Linked DNA regions of Homo sapiens: all the other regions are linked to region 4. A link is a loop called in an ENCODE intact Hi-C map of the cell type or tissue named here. Cell type or tissue: B cell. All regions are shown on one strand.

The links. A loop is a pair of places that touch in the nucleus more often than their neighbours do. Peaks named below come from ENCODE experiments on the same cell type or tissue, not always from the same donor. Only the 100,000 strongest peaks of a DNase experiment are listed, where the experiment ranks them.
Region 1: a loop joins it to region 4, with 2.8 times the contacts of the local background. A loop is called at or near these places in 8 of 110 quality-filtered maps.
Region 2: it touches region 4 in a loop (3-fold over the local background); 9 of 110 quality-filtered maps call a loop at or near these places.
Region 3: it touches region 4 in a loop (18-fold over the local background); 9 of 110 quality-filtered maps call a loop at or near these places.

Annotation. Positions count from the first base shown.
Region 1 is chr16:31,262,692-31,267,691 of GRCh38, forward strand. It overlaps ITGAM (integrin subunit alpha M), which reads left to right. Exons shown (of 30, transcript NM_000632.4): 3 at 2,704-2,807; 4 at 3,120-3,190; 5 at 3,339-3,456. Among named protein-coding and RNA genes, the nearest start is that of ITGAM, 5.2 kb to the left of the region's middle. RefSeq lists enhancers at 2,363-3,562, 2,677-3,156. In B cell, no CTCF peak of the experiment used is centred here; DNase peaks (open chromatin) are centred at 800, 2,840 and 3,350; H3K27me3 peaks cover 596 bases.
Region 2 is chr16:31,346,107-31,351,106 of GRCh38, forward strand. No RefSeq gene overlaps it. Among named protein-coding and RNA genes, the nearest start is that of ITGAX, 6.6 kb to the right of the region's middle. In B cell, no CTCF peak of the experiment used is centred here; DNase peaks (open chromatin) are centred at 1,715, 1,943, 2,715 and 4,345; H3K27ac peaks cover 1,393 bases.
Region 3 is chr16:31,331,698-31,336,697 of GRCh38, forward strand. ITGAM (integrin subunit alpha M) reads left to right here. Exons shown (of 30, transcript NM_000632.4): 30 at 1-1,180. The coding sequence ends at 10. Among named protein-coding and RNA genes, the nearest start is that of ITGAX, 21 kb to the right of the region's middle. In B cell, CTCF peaks have their summits at 2,219 and 2,420; a DNase peak (open chromatin) is centred at 2,184; H3K4me3 peaks cover 199 bases; H3K27me3 peaks cover 1,437 bases.
Region 4 is chr16:31,199,951-31,204,950 of GRCh38, forward strand. It overlaps PYCARD (PYD and CARD domain containing), which reads right to left and starts at 2,810. Exons shown (of 3, transcript NM_013258.5): 1 at 2,467-2,810; 2 at 2,197-2,253; 3 at 1,536-1,891. The coding sequence starts at 2,740. The coding sequence ends at 1,635. PYCARD-AS1 (PYCARD antisense RNA 1) reads left to right here and starts at 1,935. Exons shown (of 2, transcript NR_102400.1): 1 at 1,935-2,036; 2 at 2,510-3,502. RefSeq lists enhancers at 1,641-2,271, 2,461-2,690 and a silencer at 2,801-3,160. In B cell, no CTCF peak of the experiment used is centred here; DNase peaks (open chromatin) are centred at 1,041 and 2,411; H3K4me3 peaks cover 3,260 bases; H3K27ac peaks cover 3,012 bases.

The DNA.
Region 1 (5,000 bases), 63 kb after region 4:
ACTGTGCCTGGCTATGGCCACTTTTGAGCTGTAATGGCAGAATTCAGGAGCTGTGATAGAGATTGTATGGACCCTGAAGCCTAAAACATTTACCTTTACAGAAACAGTAATTGTGGAGGTGATAGTACCTTTCCAGAAGAAGGGGGCTGGTCTCTGCTCTTTGCTTTATCTCCCATAATACAGCCCAGTGATTTGAGTCCATTAATCCCATGTTATGCTTGCATTGCATGCCATAATTGGGAGATGCTATAATTTATTTTATTTTATTTTTTTAGAGACTCCCTCTGTCGCCCAGGCTGGAGTGCAGTGGCATGATCTTGGCTCACTGCGACTTCTGCCTCCTGGGTTCAATCGATTCTCCTGCCTCAGCCTCCTGAGTAGCTTGGATTGCAGGTGCCTGCCACCACGCCTGGCTAATTTTTGTATTTTTGTAGAGACAGGGTTTCACCATGTTGGCCAGGTTGGTCTTGAACTCCTGAGCTCAGGTGATCCACCTGCCTCGGCCTCCCAAAGTGCTGGGATTACAGGCTTGAGCCACCGTGCCTGGCTTGTAATCTCCTTTTACATTACATTAGATCTCTTGTTAATGAACATTTAGATTGTTCCCAAACTTTTGCTCTATGAACAATGCTGTCATTTTGCACATGTGCAAGCCTATTTGGAAGTAAAGGCTAGGACTGGGATTGTGGTATCCACGGGTGCATGAGCACGTGCAATTTTAATAGATTTTTCCAGATCCCCCTCTACAGTGGTGGCAGCAATTTACACTCACACCAGAAATTCATGAAAATACCTACTTCCTCATACTCCCTCACTCATTTGCCAACTCAGTGTGCTATCAAACTTACTGATCTCTGCAGATCGAGTAGGTGAGAAGTGGTATCTTAATTTAGCTTTAAATTGCTTCTTTTTTTTTTATGAGAGAGGCATTTTCTGTGAACATGTTTTTCTTATCTGTTGGCCATTTTTCTTTCTTTTTTTTTTTTTTTACTAGTTTGTACAAGCTTTGAGTACACTGAGGAAAGTAGTCTGGGGTATGAGTTGTGAAGCTCTCTCCCTTGTGTATTATTTTTCTTTTGAGTATGCTTATGGTAGTTTATCACATACAAAAATTTATTTATTTATTTATTTATTTATTTATTTATTTATTTATTTATTTATTGAGATGGAGTCTCGCTTTGTCGTCCAGGCTGGAGTGCAGTGGAGTGATCTCGGCTCACTGCAACCTCTGCCTCCTGGGTTCAAGCGATTCTCCTGCCTCAGCCTCCCGAGTAGCTGGGACTACAGGTGCGTGCCACCACGCCTGGCTAATTTTTTTGTATTTTTAGTAGAGATGGGGTTTCACCATGTTAGCCAGGATGTTCTCGATTTCCTGACCTCGTGATCCACTTGCCTCGGCCTCCCAAAGTGCAGGGATTACAGGTGTGAGCCACTGCGCCTGGCCCAGAAATTTATTGAAAATGACTGTGTGGAGGCTGGGTGCAGGGGCTCACGCCTGTAATCCCAGCATTTTGGGAGGCCGAGCTGGGCTGGTCGCTGGAAGCCAGGAGTTCGAGACTACCCTGGCCAACATAAGGAAACCTCATCTCTACTAAAAATACACAAATTAGCCAAGCATGGTGGCACACACCTGTAATCCCAGCTACTCAGGAGGTTGAGACAGGAGGAATGCTTGAACCTGGGAGGCAGAGGTTGCAGCAGTGAGCCGAGATTGCACCACTATACTCCAGCCTGGGTGATGGAGTGAGAATCTGTTTCAAAGAAAGAAAATAAATAAAAATAAAAATAAATAAAATGACTGTGTGGGCCGGGTCCAGTGGCTCATGCCTGTAATTCTAACACTTTGGGAGACTGAGGTGGAAGGATTGTTTGAGCCCAGGAGGCAGAGGTTGCAGTGAGCTATGATTATGCCACTGGACTCCATCTTGGGCAACAGGGTGAGACCCTGTCTCAAAGAAAAAAAAAAAATGGTTGGCCTGGGACTACAGGTGTGTACCACCATACCTGGCTAATTTTTAAAAACATTTTTTGTAGAGATGGGGTCTGGCTATGTTACCCGGGCTAGTTTCAAACTCCTGGCCTCAAATGATGCTCCTGCCTCAACCTCCCAAGGTGCTGGGATTAAAGGCATGAGCCATGGTGCCCAGCTTGAATTGACCTATTTTTATTTTTAAAATTTATTCATTTATTTTTTGGGACAGAGTCTTGCCCTGTCTCTCAGGCTGGAGTGCAGTGGTGCTATCTCGGCTCACTGCAACCTCTGCCTCCTGGGTTCAAGCAATTCTCTTGCCTCAGCCTCCCATTTAGCTGGGATTACAGGTACGCACCACCACGTGTGGCTAATTTTTTGTATTTTTAGTAGAGGCGGGGTTTCACCATGTTGCCCAGGCTGATCTTGAACTCCTGAGCTCAGGCAATCCACCCCCTTGGCCTCCCAAAGTGCTAGGATTACAAGCATGAGCCACCGCGCCTGGTCCTATTTTTAAATGACTTCTGGTTTTTGTGTCATTCTTAGGAAGACCTTTTCTCATTCTGAGTCTTAACATTTTCCCATTTTTTTCTTTGCTAATTCTTCCTCCTAGTCATAGGAATTTAGGAATCCGGGTATGGGCCCCCACCGTCCTCTGGGTGGCAGAACTTCCTCTGTGGTCTCCTTCTCTCCCCACATGTCGAAGTTTTCTCTGTTCCCACTTCTCCCCACAGGGTGGTGGTTGGAGCCCCCCAGGAGATAGTGGCTGCCAACCAAAGGGGCAGCCTCTACCAGTGCGACTACAGCACAGGCTCATGCGAGCCCATCCGCCTGCAGGGTGAGTCACTGCCCCGCCGGGCTGGGACTGGGATTCCCCTGTGAACACATAGGGACTTTCCAGGCACTCCTGTGTCCTGGGGATCTGTGGTGGGGACACAGGTGCCTGCCTCCGTACCCTCTCCTCTGCCTGCAGTCTCTACCCTAGACATCCCCAGGCAACCCCTCTGTGTTCCTTTCTTTCCCAAGATTTAGGATCCCCCTTCACCGTCAGACCTCCTTGTCTCCCGCATGGAGGTGACCCCTGCCCAGCTCTTCCACAGCCTTCTCTGTCCCCCCACCAGGGTGACCATGCCCATATCTGTCCCCGCAGTCCCCGTGGAGGCCGTGAACATGTCCCTGGGCCTGTCCCTGGCAGCCACCACCAGCCCCCCTCAGCTGCTGGTGAGTGGGGCTCGATCAGAGGAGCATCCTAATGGGGGTGTTTGGGGGCCCACGCATGGTGGGGCTGGGGGTCTTGTGGAGGGTGGAGGTGCTGGGGTACAAGGACAGGAAGCAGGGGCAGCCCCTTCCACTGGCTCCTGTCCCCTAGGCCTGTGGTCCCACCGTGCACCAGACTTGCAGTGAGAACACGTATGTGAAAGGGCTCTGCTTCCTGTTTGGATCCAACCTACGGCAGCAGCCCCAGAAGTTCCCAGAGGCCCTCCGAGGTGGGTTGCCTTTGGCAGAGGGAACAGATGCGCAGCAAAAGACCAGGGGAGGGGGCAGGACTGAGGTGACGTCTGCTCAAGGTCTGGGCTCTGGGTGCAGAAGAGTGGGGGAACTGGGTCCCATTAGAGTCAGAAGCTAGGGAGGTGCTAGGGTCTTGTACTTTAGGAAAACGCCTTGGCTAGGCACAGTGGCTCATACCTGCAATCCCAAAGCTTTGGGAGCCCAGGAGCTTGAGATCAGCCTGGGCAATGTAGTGAGATCCTGTCTCTAAAAAAAAAAAAAAAAAAAATTAGCTGAGTGTGGTGATGAGCACCTGTAGTCTTAGCTATTTGGAGGCCAAGGTGGGAAGATTGCTTGAGGCCACAAGTTCAAGGCAAGCCTGGGCAACATAGGGAGATCCCCGTCTCTACAAAAAAAAAAAAAAATTAGCCAGGCGTGGTGGCACACACCTGCAGTCCCAGCTACTCAGGAGGATCACTTGAGCCTGGGAAGTTGAAGCTGCAGCAAGTTATGATTGCACCACTGTACTCCAACCTGGGTGACAGAGCAAGACCCTGTCTTTAAAAAATAAGTCCAGGTCACACTGCAGAGGAGGGGATGGTGCAAGGTGTCATTGGCAAGAGGTGGGAATCTTGGGGACCATCCTGGGGGGCGGCCTTCCACACCCCTGTTCCCCAAACCTCTGTTGATTGAGATTCTGAGTGACTGTATGGATTTTTTTTTTTTTTTTTTTTTTTGAGGCAGAGTCTCGCTCTGTCACCCAGGCTGGAGTGCAGTGGCACGATCTTGGCTTACTGCAACCTCTGCCTCCCAGGTTCAAGCGATTCTCCTGCCCCATCTTCCCAAGTAGCTGGGATTACAGGTGCCCGCCACCACACCCGGCTAATTTTTGTATTTTTAGCAGAGACGGGGTTTCACCATGTTGGCCAGGCTGGTCTCGAACTCCTGAGCTCTGGTGATCTGCCCACCTTGGCTTCCCAAAGTGCTGGGAATGAGCCAGGGAATGAGTGGGGGGCATGAGCCACCATGCCTGGCCAGAGTGCGTGGATCTTTCAAGCTGCTTTTTCCCACTGCTTTGTTCGATGGCTATGCCATCTTTTTGCTTGTCTTCATGTTGATTCTGGGACCACAGGCGAATGTTTCTCCCTTGCATTTTTTTTCTTTCTCAAGCCCTGTTCCTCTATATTTCACCCTCCACAGTTAATCCTCCTTCCTCCACAGAGAAAACAAAAGCTTCAGGCATGGACTCCCTCCACTTTCCCCTTCTCTTATTTTATCTTAATAAGCGGTTTTCCAGTCTTCACTGGAATTTGTTGACAAATTCTAAAGGAGCTGTAACACCGCACTTTCTCCTTTTTCTCAAATTTCCATAATGACAGCACTCCTGGCAGTGACTCACTCGTTTTAGAGGAAGACCTGTCTCTCCTCTGTCCCATGACTAAATTCTTCCATATGGGCTTTTGAGAGTCTCTCATGCACCAACTAAGGTGATCACCTATCTTTCTTTTTTCTTTTTTTTTTGGAGACAGGGTCTTGCTCTGTC
Region 2 (5,000 bases), 150 kb after region 4:
TGGTCAGACTAGACATAAAAATAGACATCTGCCCCCCAGCCTGCAGCAACCAGCCCAGGAAGCCTATCAATAACTAACAATCAGCCCCATGTCCAGGACTTAATCAATAACTGATGGCTTCCCTAATTTTTGTCCCTACTTCCAACTTAGGACCAACCAGACAAAGCCAAATATGTCCCCTAGTCAATTGCACAGGATGCCCGCTTCCAGTGAGCCACATACAGCTTCCCAGGCCAGCAGCTTCTACTTGGGGCATCCCTGAAGACTTCCCAGTTTCCACTACAAAGCTTTCCTACTGTACTGCCCATTTTTGAGTCTCTGCCAAAACACCAGTGATGGCCACTGACTCCCTTGCTAGAGCCAGCTTTGAATAAATAGACTTCGCCTGTTCTCATTTGGTTGGTCTTTGTGTCTTTCCGCAATCCTCTGGTCCAGCTACTGTGATAAATAGATCAATAGAGCAATTTCCTTTCTGCTTCCTCTGTGGGCATTCCCATCTTGGCGCAGACTTGAACAATTGCTAAAATCCTTCCCCTTATCTGCCCCCTATGCCCCACTGCCATTAAAGGATAAGATCCCTCTGCAGGCTGGGCTGAGTGAATGTGAACGGAATGCATTGGTTGCCAAGTTCTGCCATATACGCATTTGCCTGTTGAGACCAATCCTGCTACCATGCCAGGGCCAGGAGAGAGAAGCTGAGTGGGATGACCCTGCCTTACTCCTCCTCTTTGGAATTCTCCCTCTCTTAATTCACACAGGCATCTCCAGCCCAGCCCCTCCCAGGCACGGCCCCACTGGTTCAAGTTCTCACAGAGACCCTGGATTTCTGCCCTGTTCTGTTCTCTCACCCCACCTTCCTAGGGATTCTCTCACTCCCTCCTTTTACCCTAAAAAGGGATTAAGATGAAATCATTCTGTGGTCACTAGATGTTGTCTGTGCCTGAGACTGAGCGTGGATCCGTTTCAGAGGCCTGCTGGGTTCCCCTACACATGGAAATAAAGAAAAATCTTGAGTTTCTTCAAGGAGAATTCCAGGCACCTTGCTAATCTGGAGAAGTATATGAGCAGCCCGGTAAGCAAGAAGATAACAGTCACTTCAAACAATAGCCAAGGAAGTGAGAGCCACAAGATGTGTGGTTCCCCAGAAAACCAAGGGTTTTAACGTACATCCCTGAGTTGTTTTTCAGAAACCTGGACCCCCACTGTATTAGTCCGTTCTTGCATTGCTACAAAGAACTTCCTGAGACCGGGTAATTTATAAAGAAAGGAGATTTAATTGGCTAATGGTTCCTCAGGCATTATAAGAAGCATGGATGGGGAGGCCTCAGGAAACTTACAGTCATGGTGGAAGGCGAAGAGGAAGGAGTCATGTCTTACACGGCTGGAGAAGGAAAGAAGACAGACCAGGGCGAGGTGCTACACACTTTTAAACAACCAGATCTTGTGATGACTCACTCACTATCACGAGAACAGCAAGGGAGAAATCCGCACCCATGGTCCAATCACCTCCCACCAGGCCCCTCCTCCAACACTGCAGATTATAATCCAACATGAGATTTGAGTGGGGACACAAATCCAAACCATATCACCCCCAGATGGAAAATGCCATCTGCTGGTATGTAGGCCACTGATAAGGAGGAAGTGAAGACTGAACTCTGATCACTATTCTTTGCTCTAAATTTCTTCCTGAGGGCCCTGGAGAGACAGTCACTCCCATAGGCCAGACCTTAATATTCCTTCCTGCTGACCCCAAGTTTTTAGATGAAGCTTTCCTTCCTTAACCAATTGCAAATCAAAGAATCTTTGAACCCATGTATGACTTGTAAGCCTTGCTTCAAGATATCCTGGCTTTTTAGGCCAAACTAATGTATAACCTCCAGGTATTGGTTTATGATTTTGCCTGTAACTTCTGCTTTCCTGAAATGTACCTCGCCCTTAAAAACTCTTGCTTGGAGGGTTAACATTGGGTTAACACCAATTTCTCAGTTGCTGTGTTGATGCTCAAGGCTCACAAGTGCCCCCAATCTCTGGGGAATGGTCTTGCCTGCAGGGGAGTAGCCCCTTCTTCTGTGTGGCAGTGGGATAAGCTAGAGGAAGTGGGGAAGAATGGCTGGTGGTCAATGACTGACCCACCCGGGGAGAACCAAGGGCCACACTTCAGCCTCAAGGAAGGACCCATTCATGCTCACAGCTTCCGGGGACCAGGCTGGAGTCAGGGTCAGGGGAGAGCTCCTTGTCACTTAGCCTCTTTCCCCACTCTATCCTGCTTTCTTCTCCTTGTCTCTCCAATGATGGGCATTGGACACTGAGCAGATACAACCAGGGGTCAGTTCCTGTCTGTGGGTGTAGGACGGATGGGTGATGGGAGGGTGGATGGGTTTGTGTGTGGACAAGTGGACGGATGGAAGGATGGGGTGGAGGGTGGATGGGCAGATGGGTGGGTGGATGGGTGAACAGGTGGATGGGTGGGTGGAGGGAAGCCTCCACCTTCAAATGGAAGCCTTCAAATGGAAGGTGTGGGTGTTGTCACCAACACTGCAAACCCAAGCCCCCTTCTGTGACCACCTCTTTTCTATAATCTTTCCTCTTCTCTCCCTTCTTCCCCAGTTTCTCAGTGACTTGTCTTCACTTCCCCTTTTCTCCTGTGTGTCTATTTCACTGAATTTAAATACAAATTAAATCCATATTCTTCTCATTCTGGTGAAATCGCTTGCCAGTGTGGGAGTCTGAGCAGGGACAGCCCTCATTTCTCCCGGGGCTTTGCCAGCAGGAGCTCCTTCCTCCCTCTTCCCTTTGCTCATGACCCAGCATTTCCCTGTCTGCCAGGGATGCGTTGCCCACATTCCCCAACTTCTCATTGATTTCCTCTGCTTGACTTGTTTCCTGTTGCCTGTTACTCAAGTTAAATCCTTGTTTTATTCTAAATTTACACCAATTCAAGTTAGTTTACCTCTTAGGCGACTCTTGCTTTGCTCCAGGCGGCTTCTGATTCATGCAATTATTGAGCAGGTCTGCAGGTGAGGGGGCTGAGCATTTGGTCCATTTGCTTCAAACCTGTGCAGTCTCTTCTTCACCCACCCATCTACCCATCCACTTACCACCCCATCATTCCATCCATTCACCTGTTCACCCACCCATCTACCCATTTACCCATCCACGCACCACTGCATCCTTCCGCCTATCCACCTGTTCACCCACCCACCCACCCATCTACCCTTCCACCCATCCACTTGTTCACCCACCCATCTACCGATCCACCCACCACCCCATCCTTCCACCCATCCACCTGTTCACCCACCCACCCACCCACCCACACATTTGCCCATCCACCCTCCACCCCATCCTTTCATCCATCCACCTGTCCACACACAAACCTATCCACCCTCCTGTCACCCATCCATCCTACACCCACAGACAGGAACTGACCCCTGGTTGTATCTGCTCGGTGTCCAATGCCCATTGTTAGAGAGACAAGGAGAAGTGAGATGCAGTATCTCCCTTCAATGAACTCTCATCTAGAGAGTGTCATCTTTTATCCTTCACTGAGAAAGACTGATTATTAACTTCCCCTCCCCCACCCTCAGCTTAGAACCATTGCAGCAAATGCTCTTTCCCAGGCACATAACTGAGCCGCAATCGTGACTGGGACTGGAACTATCAGATCCTTGTGTTGCCTGGATAACATTCTGCCATTCTTTCACTTCATTCATGCACCAAGTATGGACTGTGTGCCTCCCATGTATCAGGCATTGTGTGAAGAACTGGGGATAAAAGGGTTAAAACTGCTGGGCGTGGTGGCTCACACCTGTAATCTCAACACTTTGGGAGGCTGAGGTGGTGGGGGTGATTGCCTAAGGCCAGGAGTTCAAGACCAGCCTGGGCAACATAGCAAGGCCCCCAACTTCACAAAACATTTAAAAATTAGCTAGGCATGGTGGTGCATACCTGTAGTCCCAGCTACTTAAGAGGCTGAATTGGGAGGATCACTTGAGCCCTGGAGGTTGAGGCTGCAGTGAACTCTGATCACACCACTGCACTCCAGCCTGGGTGACAGAGTAAGACTTTGTTTCTGAAAAACAAAACAATAAAAGAAATGTTAGAAGGACACGGCCCCAGTGTGTGGAAGCCAGCAGTCCCTGCCCAGCCCCTGGAGCACCAGGCACTGCCTAATTCATCTCAAGCCTCTCCCTCTGCGATTCATCAAGCAGAGTCACTGTGCTGTCTAGTAAAACTTCTGGGGTGTAATCTCCTTCTGGGGTGTGACTCCTTGAGGGCTGAGACCCTTTCCTGTTTGTCTTGCTTCTCACAGTGGCCAGCCCAGAGCCTATGTCATGTGGGCAGCCCATGCGTGTGGGATGAGTGGTTGAGGGAACAAATATGACACAGGCAGCGTTTAGGGCAGAGAGGAGGAAGTAAAGTCATTAGCCAAATAGTCAAGACTCCAGCACCTTGAGTCCTGTCCTCAGCCCACACTAGCTGGGTGACCTGAGGAGGATGACCCAACTTCTCAGGGCCTCAGTTTTGCATCTGTGAAACAGGGGTGACAGCAGTCCCCGTCGCGGGGCTGCTGTGAGGGTTCAATTAGCTAGTATAAATAAAGTGCAATAGCAAAGACGTAGAATCAACCTGGGTGCCCATCCGTGGTGGATTGGTTAAAGAAAACGTGCTACACACACCACGGAATACTATGCAGCCATGAAAAAGAATGAAATCACGTCCTTTGCTGCAACATGGATGCAGCTGGAGGTCATAGTCCTAAGTGAATTAATGCAGGAACAGAAAACTAAATACTGCACATTCTCATTTGTAAGTGGGAGCTGAACGTTGGGTACACATGTACATAAAGATGGGAACAACAGACACTGGGGTCTCCAGAAGGGGAGAGGGAGGGAAGGGAGCAAGGGCTGCAAAACCACCTATCAGGCACTCTGCTCACTATTTGGGTGACAGGATCAACAGAAGTGCAAACCTCAGCACCCCGCAATATACCTGTGTAATAG
Region 3 (5,000 bases), 130 kb after region 4:
ACCCCAGTAGCGGCTCCTTCCCGACAGAGCTGCCTCTCGGTGGCCAGCAGGACTCTGCCCAGACCACACGTAGCCCCCAGGCTGCTGGACACGTCGGACAGCGAAGTATCCCCGACAGGACGGGCTTGGGCTTCCATTTGTGTGTGTGCAAGTGTGTATGTGCGTGTGTGCAAGTGTCTGTGTGCAAGTGTGTGCACATGTGTGCGTGTGCGTGCATGTGCACTTGCACGCCCATGTGTGAGTGTGTGCAAGTATGTGAGTGTGTCCAAGTGTGTGTGCGTGTGTCCATGTGTGTGCAAGTGTGTGCATGTGTGCGAGTGTGTGCATGTGTGTGCTCAGGGGCGTGTGGCTCACGTGTGTGACTCAGATGTCTCTGGCGTGTGGGTAGGTGACGGCAGCGTAGCCTCTCCGGCAGAAGGGAACTGCCTGGGCTCCCTTGTGCGTGGGTGAAGCCGCTGCTGGGTTTTCCTCCGGGAGAGGGGACGGTCAATCCTGTGGGTGAAGACAGAGGGAAACACAGCAGCTTCTCTCCACTGAAAGAAGTGGGACTTCCCGTCGCCTGCGAGCCTGCGGCCTGCTGGAGCCTGCGCAGCTTGGATGGAGACTCCATGAGAAGCCGTGGGTGGAACCAGGAACCTCCTCCACACCAGCGCTGATGCCCAATAAAGATGCCCACTGAGGAATGATGAAGCTTCCTTTCTGGATTCATTTATTATTTCAATGTGACTTTAATTTTTTGGATGGATAAGCTTGTCTATGGTACAAAAATCACAAGGCATTCAAGTGTACAGTGAAAAGTCTCCCTTTCCAGATATTCAAGTCACCTCCTTAAAGGTAGTCAAGATTGTGTTTTGAGGTTTCCTTCAGACAGATTCCAGGCGATGTGCAAGTGTATGCACGTGTGCACACACACCACACATACACACACACAAGCTTTTTTACACAAATGGTAGCATACTTTATATTGGTCTGTATCTTGCTTTTTTTCACCAATATTTCTCAGACATCGGTTCATATTAAGACATAAATTACTTTTTCATTCTTTTATACCGCTGCATAGTATTCCATTGTGTGAGTGTACCATAATGTATTTAACCAGTCTTCTTTTGATATACTATTTTCATTCTCTTGTTATTGCATCAATGCTGAGTTAATAAATCAAATATATGTCATTTTTGCATATATGTAAGGATAATTTATAGGATATGTTCCTGGAAGTTTGGGTTCTCCCAGAAGCAAACCCAAGAATTTGGGTGAAACAAGCGTATTTAAGAGGTGGCAGGCCAGGCATGGTGGCTCACACCTGAAATCCCAGCATTTTGGGAGGTGAAGGTGTGAAGATTGCTTGAGCTCAGGAGTTCGAGACTAGCCTGGGCAACATAGTGAGAACCTGTGTCCACGAAAAATTAAAAAAATTTAGCCAGGCCTGGTGTTACATGCCTGTAGTCACAGCTACTCCGGAGGCTGATGCAGGAGGATTACTTGAGCCCAGAAGGTCTAGACTGCAGTGAGCCATGATCGCACCACTGCACTCCAGCCTGGGTGACAGAGTGAGATCCTGTCTCAAAAATAAACAAAATAATAAAATAAAGGTCGGGCACAGTGGCTCACGCCTCTGTAATCCCAGAACTTTGGGAGGCCGAGGCTGGTGGATCACCTGATCTCAGGAGTTTGAGACCAGCCTGTCGAACTTGGTGAAACCCCGTCTCTACTAAAAATACAAAAAAATTAGCCATGCATGGTGGCAGGCAACTGTAATCTCAGCTACTTGGGAGGCTGAGGAAGGAGAATTGCTTTAACCTGGGAGGTAGAGGTTGCAGTGAGATATGATTGCATCACTGCACTCCAGCCTGGGCGACAGAGCAGGACTCCATCTTAAAAAAAAAAAAATAAATAAAATAAAATAAAATAAAGAGATGGCTCCAGGAAATACCGAGGAAGGGAAGGCTGCCAATAACAGGTGTATCACCCACAGAGAAGCTGCTGTGAGTTCCTGGAGCTTCACCCCACTGGGCAGTTCTCGGAGGCAGTGCAGAACACGCACCTCAGTATCACCCCACCCAGGGGAGAAGGCTGGAGCGCATAGACACCGATTCCACTTAGCTATTGGATGAGGGCTGCTCTTGGTGGGGAGAGTGTGTTAATTTCCTACCACTTCTGGCCTGCCCTGAGTGTGAGGAGAGTGGGCTCTAGTGGCCAGAGAAAGTGATACCAGTGCTGCTGGCTGGATGTTTGACAGGTGAACACAGCCCCTGACACGGTGCCTTTGGTTCAGGTCAGGGCACCAGGAGCACTTGCTGCCAAGGTGTGTGCAGGTGACATTTTGGTGGCTGCTTCCTCAGAGGGAGGATGCCCAGTGCCTGTCCCTCATACTTTGCAAACACAGTAAACACTAGCCTGGCCTGAACATACATCCTCTCTAATCCTCACACCAGTCCTTGGTATTTACATGAATTTCACTTATGAGGAAACCTAGGCTTAGATAGATCATACCAGTTGCCTGAGGTCATACAGCTGGGAAGGAATGGAGCTAGGAGTTAATCCCAGCTCTGCCTAGGTCTAAAGCTTTTCTCTTTTACTGTCCTGACAGCCTCAGAGGAATGGCCCCAGAACAGGCATGAGGGAGTGTGGGGAGAGGGTGGCTGTTATTTAACTGTTATGATATTGGGTTAAAGCATATGAAATTGATGACATGTTTTTGGACAAAAATGTTTCTTTCTTTTCTTTCTTTCTTTCTCTTTCTCTCTTTTCTTTCTCTCTCTCTTTCTTTCTCCTTCTTTCTTTCTTTCTCCTTCTTTCTTTCTTTCCCTTCCTTCCTTCCTTCCTTTCCTTCCTTCCTTCCTTCCTTCCTTCCTTCCTCCTTCCTTCCTTCCTTCCTTCCTCCTTCCTTCCTTCCTTCCTTCCTTTCTTTTTTCTTTCTTTCTTTCCTTCCTTCCTTCCTTCCTTCCTTCCTTCCTTCCTTCCTTCCTTCCTTCTTTCTTTCTTTCTTTCTTTCTTTCTTTCTTTCTTTCTTTCTTTCTTTCTTTCTTTCTTTCTTTCTTTCTTTCTTTCTTTTTTTTCATGGAGTCTTGTTCTGTCGCCCAGACTGGAGTACAGTAGTGTGATCTCAGCTCACTACAACCTCTCCCTCCCGGGTTCAAGTGATTATCTTGCCTCAGCCTCCTGAGTAGCTGGGATTACAGGCGTGCACCACAATGTCTGGCTAATTTTTTTTTTTTGTATTTTTGGTAGAGATGGGGTTCCACCATGTTGGCCAGGCTGGTCTTGAACTCCTGACCTCAGGTGATCCATCTGCCTTGGCCTCCCGAAATGCTGGGATTACAGGTGTGAGTCACTGTGCCCAGCCAAAAAATGGTAATTTCATGATCTTCATTGAAATACAAGAAAATCATGGCTTAGAGGGACACTTGTTTCACATGTGGCAGGAGGAGAGAGGGCTTACTCCTTAGGGAGGTGAAGGAAGGGTCCCCAAGGGAGGTGACACCTGACTGAAGCAGGGCCAGAAGATCTCCAGGCAGAAGGGAGGGCAGGGGAGGCTGGGAGAGTGGGCAGGGCTTGGGCATGAGTGCTTTGTAAGCCAGAGTGAGTAGTTCCAATTTCACTCAAAGTGAAGTGAGATGCCCTCAAAAGGTGGCTAATGAGACAATGGCCCTTTGTATCTGTGGGGGTGACACAAAACACGGTCACCTTTAGACGGTTCTTTGCTATTTCCTCTCCTGACTTAAATAAAGTCTGTTAAGAATTTCTGTGTTTCCTTATGTTGAAAGATAAAAGTCCTCAATATCTGCAGAAGTCCTGAATTGCTCCGGGAACAGAGAGAGTTCTGTACCTTTAGTCGCCTGTCCTTTCACCCTCCATGTCTGTAGTCGCCTGTCCTTGCAGCCTCCATGCTGGTCCTTGTAGCCTTCGTACCTAGTTGCTTGTCCTGGCAGCCTCCATACCTGTAGTTGCCTGTCCTTGCAGCCTCCGTGCCTGTAGCCGCCAGTCTTTGCAGGGCAGTTAAAGTCCTGTGAACTCAGAGTTCACCTCCGCGTCTTCAAATGAGAAGCTTGTGTTGAATTCAGCCAGATAGGAGCTTTATGATGGGTTAGAAAAGTCAATCATTTCAAGCGACAGATTTCCCTAGCATGACCACAAAGTGACTAATAAACAGGACCATAAATCTGGTGATAAGTGGCCAAGTCCAGGAACGTCTGCTTGCTTTTATTTTTGGGGATTTCTCACTTCAGAATAAATGAATCCCTTCAGTATCCACTCTCCTTTTCCTACTTAGAGTAGAATCTTAATTTGGGCCACCATGGGAGATGGTTACAATTCTGACTCCCAGTGAATGGTGCTTCCCGGCCCTACACCCTTGCAGTGTGACATTGCTGTCCCTGACATCACATGGTGCGGCCTGTCTACCTCTTTGAATCTGGGCTGGTCCCGTGGTTTGCTTTGATTAATAGAATACAGTAGGAGTGTGGTCGTGTGAGTTCTGGAGCCTAGACCTTTAGGAGCACAGCAGATCCTGCCCTGCACCCCTCGGAACACTGAGGTCACCACGCCGTGATCCATATGGCCCACTGGAGAAAGAGTGGACTCATGGAGGAGACAGCGGAGGCCACTGCCACTGTGCATGCATGAGGCTGCTGTGATCCTTCCATCCAGCTGTCCAACACCTGCAGCCACTGGAGAGTCCCACAGAACTGCCTGGATTGTCACCTCATGCAACTGTGAGAAATAATCAATTACTGATGTCTCAGTCCTGCGTGGTGGTTTGTTACGCTGCAATGGATATTGCGTATAGCCCCTTAGTTATAGGGTTCGTCTCCCCACCTCCTGTGCAGCTGGTGTGGCTGCCTGGCGAGGTTCTGGCTGATGGGATGTGAGCAGCAGTGAAGCGAGCAACTTCGGAGCCAGGTCCTTTGAGGGAAGAAGTGTCGTTTCTTTTCACCACCTTCCCGCTGGCTGGAGTGTCAGCATCACGGTGCACAATTTTGGACCCTGAAGATGAGTTT
Region 4 (5,000 bases):
GATAAGATGTAATTAGAGATAAGCCTGGTGGGGCAGTGAGGTTGGAAAGTGGTTGTTTGGTGATTCCTAAGGATAGGATTCAGGGTCTCCTTGGTATCTGCCCATTGCTTTGCAAATCCTCCCTCTTCAAGGCCAGAAAGGATTGCTTGTAAAGTGTACTTAGGAAGTAGCCCTAGATTCCTGCTTTCCCAAACAGCCTCTGGAAAGACCTCAAGTTTCCTGGAGAGAGATACTCATATTTCCCTTTGTAGGCAAAAATTGCATCAAGAAGGTGGGCCCGGTGGCTCACACCTGTAATCCCAGCACTTTGGGCGGCTGAGGTGGATGGATCACTGGAGGTCAGGTGTTTGAGACCAGCCTGGGCAACGTGGCAAAATCCCGTTTCTACTAAAAATGCGAAAATTAACCGGGTGGGGTGGCAAGCACCTGTAATTCCAGTTACTTGACTGGCTGAGCCACAAGAATTGCTTGAACCTGGGAGGCAGAGGTTGCGGTGAGCTGAGATCATGCTACTGCACTCCAGCCTGGGTGACAGAGTGAGCCTCCGTCTCAAAAAAAAAAAAAGAAAAAAGTGGCCGGGTGCATTGGCTCACGCCTGTAATTCCAGCACCCCAGCACTTTGGGAGGTGGAGGCGGGTGGACCACTTGAGGTCCGAAGTTCCAGACCAGCCTGGCTGACATGGTGAAACTTTGTTTCTACTAAAAACACAAAAACTAGCCAGGTGTGGTGGCAGGGGCCTGTAATCCCAGCTATTCGGGAGGCTGAGGCACAAGAATAGCTTGAACCTGGGAGGTGGAGGTTGCAGTGAGCTGAGGTCACGCCACTGCACTCCAGTCTGGGTGACACAGCGAGATTCCATCTCAAAAAAAAAGTTTTAAATGTTCCTTTCAAATGAATGAATAAGTAATAACCCTCCAAAAAAATCGCATCAAGAAAAGAGGCAGCTACCACACACAACTCATTTCCTGAAAATCTGCTTTGGTGGTTGGCATGTTTTTTGAGCAAAGTGCAACCTATGACCCTTTCCCCCACGGGATGGGGTGGGGCAGAGGGAGCCTTTAAGCCTGTTAAGAGCCAGCACCAGAAGGAGCCCTCGAGCAATTTGGTGACTTGTGCTCTTCTGTCCTATGTTTAGATAATGCTCTAATGTGTCTCCCCCTGCAAATTTCTCTAATTCTGCATTTTTCTCCAGTGGAAAATGTGGAAGGTAGGGGAGCTATGAAGACTAGTGTGTTTCTAAATGGCTTGGACAGAGCTGCCCACCAGTTTGCGCCCTTTGGTACATGCCTCTTTTAACCTTCGGACCTGGGTCACAGGCTGTTATCTATAATGGTAAGGTTAGACCCTTTAGGGAGCACTGGAGGAGCACCACCTGGTGAATGAGGAGGGATATTCCATGGCGATACCAGGAAGGATGGGGGAAGCATTTGGGGTGCCAGAGACCCTAGGGACATGGAGCTGGAGGCTGGGTGGCCTCTGAAGCATAGCTGAGCTCTGCACATGCCAGCAGGCTAGAAGCAGGAAAACACACAAGTTCAAGCTGGCTTTTCGTATATTGTGTATAAAAAGATCAGATTCAGGATGATTTGGTGGGATTGCCAGGGGCTGACCGGAGTGTTGCTGGGAAGGAGCCTCAGCTCCGCTCCAGGTCCTCCACCAGGTAGGACTGGGACTCCCTTAGGGCCTGGAGGAGCAAGTCCTTGCAGGTCCAGTTCCAGGCTGGTGTGAAACTGAAGAGCTTCCGCATCTTGCTTGGGTTGGTGGGCTCGGCCCGCACTGCCTGGTACTGCTCATCCGTCAGGACCTTCCCGTACAGAGCATCCAGCAGCCACTCAACGTTTGTGACCCTCGCGATAAGCGCAGCCCGGTGCTGGTCTATAAAGTGCAGGCCTGGGGGTGGGAGGAGAACATGAGCCAGCAGCCAGGGTGTGGGGCCTGTCCCTGCTGAACTTGAGTTCTTCAGGAATTCCTCTGCAAGCCTAGGGGCAGGGCTCCAGGGGGCGGCCACCAGGACCCCACATGCAGTGGGATGAGGGTAATATTGTCTCCCTTCCCCCGCAGGGTGTGGGTTGGTGGGTGGGGTGCGCAGGGTTGCCAAGCCGTGCCTGCCCTGCCCTGCCCTGCCCTGGTTGCGGGAGCACAGATGCAGGCTGTGCAGGAGTGCGGTGGGGCCGGGCTGGGTGTGGAGGCCTCACCTGGCTTGGCTGCCGACTGAGGAGGGGCCTGGATCCCAGCTGGCGCGGCTCCAGAGCCTGGAAGGATATGGGCCAAGTGATCCCCTTCCCTTCCCTTCCCGCCGTGGGGCCGGGGTCCCGTTGGTCGGTAGGCCAAGCGTGGGGAGCCTCCTTTCCGGTAGAGCAGCTTTGTTTAGGGGTAGGAGGAACAGAAAGCGGAAGAGCCCGCGGGGTAAGCGCTGGTGTGGGTGGAGGGGAAAGACGGGGTGGAGGGGAACGGGGGCGGCTCACCCTGGTGCGTGGCCGCCTGCAGCTGCCCGGCCATCTCCTGCAGGCCCATGTCGCGCAGCACGTTAGCGGTGAGCTCGGCGCCGTAGGTCTCCAGGTAGAAGCTGACCAGCTTGTCGGTGAGGTCCAAGGCGTCCATGGACAGCAGCGCGCCCCGCGGGATGCGCCCGTAGCCCTCGCGCAGCGGCACCGACAGCAGCTTCAGCTTGAACTTCTTGAGCTCCTCGGCGGTCAGGTTCTCCAGCGCATCCAGGATGGCGTCGCGCGCGCGCCCCATGGCTCCAGGATCCCCGGCCGCTGCCGCCGCTCACCCCGCTGCAGCCGCCGACCAGGAGGAAGTCGGCTCCGGGGCGGAACCTGGACTCCCCGCCTTCCTCCCACTCTGGTCTCCCGACTCCCCGCCCCGGTCCGTTGCCCTCCAGCAAAAGGCGCTTCCTTACTACACCCTTGGTCCCCTCCCACCCAGGCCTCTGGATTGGGGCCCCAGGCCGTCGGGGGACGCCAGGATCGCGCCCTCCAGCTGGCCTGCGAGGTGGGACCCGGGAGGGGGCCGCAGAGGGGCTCATGGGTGGCGCCTGCTTGTCTCTGGGCTTGCACCAGCGGGTACAGACCGGAAACCTGGGCTGGCTCTCACTGGGTTTATTGGAGCACCTAGGCTTAGAACCTCGGATTTCTAGAACCCCGAAACCTCCGCGGTTCCCCGAACCTTAGGATCCTCTCCCACATGTCGTAGAATCTTGGAATCATGACAGCTAGAAGCGTGAAGCTCCCTCAATTCCACATACTGGGGAAAAATGAGTTGTACAAAAGGGCAGAGAGTGCAAATCTCTCTGAGCTTCAGTTTCATTTTCTACGACATGGGGATAACCCTCCGGTGCTTATAAATATTCCAGCATAACATGGCCAACCCGATGGCTCCCGAAACCTTGCCAGATGCTTCCTAGGGGAGCCAGAATTTGATCCCAACACTGATTAAAAAAAAGAAAAAAGAAAGAGAGACAGCCTCCAGGAGATTAAAGACCATGAACTTGAAGCCATACAGTTCTTTGTTTGAATCCTGACTCTACTTCCCAAGGGGGATATTTGGAATCCTTTATTTTTCCCTCTCATCTGGGTTGTAACAATCACTGTTCCTTGTAGTCATACGACCCTGACATATTATACGTTTATATGCTTATTGGACATTCATCCCTCTCTAAAATGTGAGGCCTATGAGCATCGGAGACCTTAACTGTCTTATTCTTTGCTGAATTCCTAGCGTCAAGAATGTACCTGGAAATAGCTGTGTGTGGTGGAGGGCGCCTGTAATCCTAGCTACTAGGGCGGCTGAGGCATGAGAATCGCTTGAACCTCGGAGGCAGAGGCTACAGTGAGCCAAGATTGCACCACTGCACTCCAGCCTGGGTGACAGAGCTAGATTCCATCTGAAAAAAAAAAATGTATCTGGAACACATTAGGTGCTGAGTAAAGATTTGCTGAGTGAAGGAATGAATGAGGCTGTGATGCCTGCAGCATGTTGTATTCAAAAGCTTCCAGCATGGCTGGGTGCAGTGGCTCATCACGCATGTCATCTCAGTGCTTTGGGAGGCTGAGGCCGGAGGGTCACTTGAGCCCAGGAGGTTGAGGGTGCAGTGAGCTATGATTGTGCCACTGCACTCTGTGCCACTCGGCAACAGACACCTTGTCTCAAAAACAAACAAGACAACCAGGATGGGCCGGGCACGGTGACTCATGCCTGTAATCCCAGCATTTTGGGAGGGCGAGGTGGGTGATCAGGAGTTTGAGACCAGCCTGGCCAACAGAGTGAAACCCCATCTCTACTAAAAATACAAAAATTAGCCGGGCGTGGTGGCAGGTGCCTGTAATCCCAGCTACTGGGGAGGCTGAGGCAGGAGAATCGCCTGAACCCGTGAGGTGGAGGTTGCAGTGAGCTGAGATCACACCATTGCACTTCAGCCTGGGCAACAAGAGCGAAACTCCATCTCAAAACAGGAACAAAAACAAACAAACAAAAACCACGATGGGGAGCAGTGCTCTGCTACCCTGCTGAAAGCCTTTTTGTTGTTGTTGTTGTTGTTGTTTGTTTTTTCTTTTGAAGACAGGACCTCACTCTGTTGCCCAGGCTGGAGTACACCGGAGGGATTGTGGCTCACTGCAGCCTTGAACTCCTGGGCTCAAGCAATTCTCTCACCTCGGCCTCCTGAGTACCTGCGACTACAGTTGTGCCACCATGCCTGGCTAGTTTTTAAAATTTTTATAGAGAATGGGTTTCCCTATGTTGTTCAGGCTGGTCTCAAAGTCCTGGGCTCAGCAGTCCTCCTGCCTTGGCCTCCCAACATGCTAGGATTACAGGTGTGAGCCACTGTGCCTGGCCTTGCTCCCCATCCTTGTAGCATGTGGGCTGGGGTAAGCTGTGTGCCAACATCCTCACCATGGGTGGCACTTGTGGTCCAACAGCCAGTGTTCCTTGGCTCATGGATGTTTATCATGCCTTCTCACTGGCCTTTATCCTTCCAGAATCTCCATTTCCTTTTGTG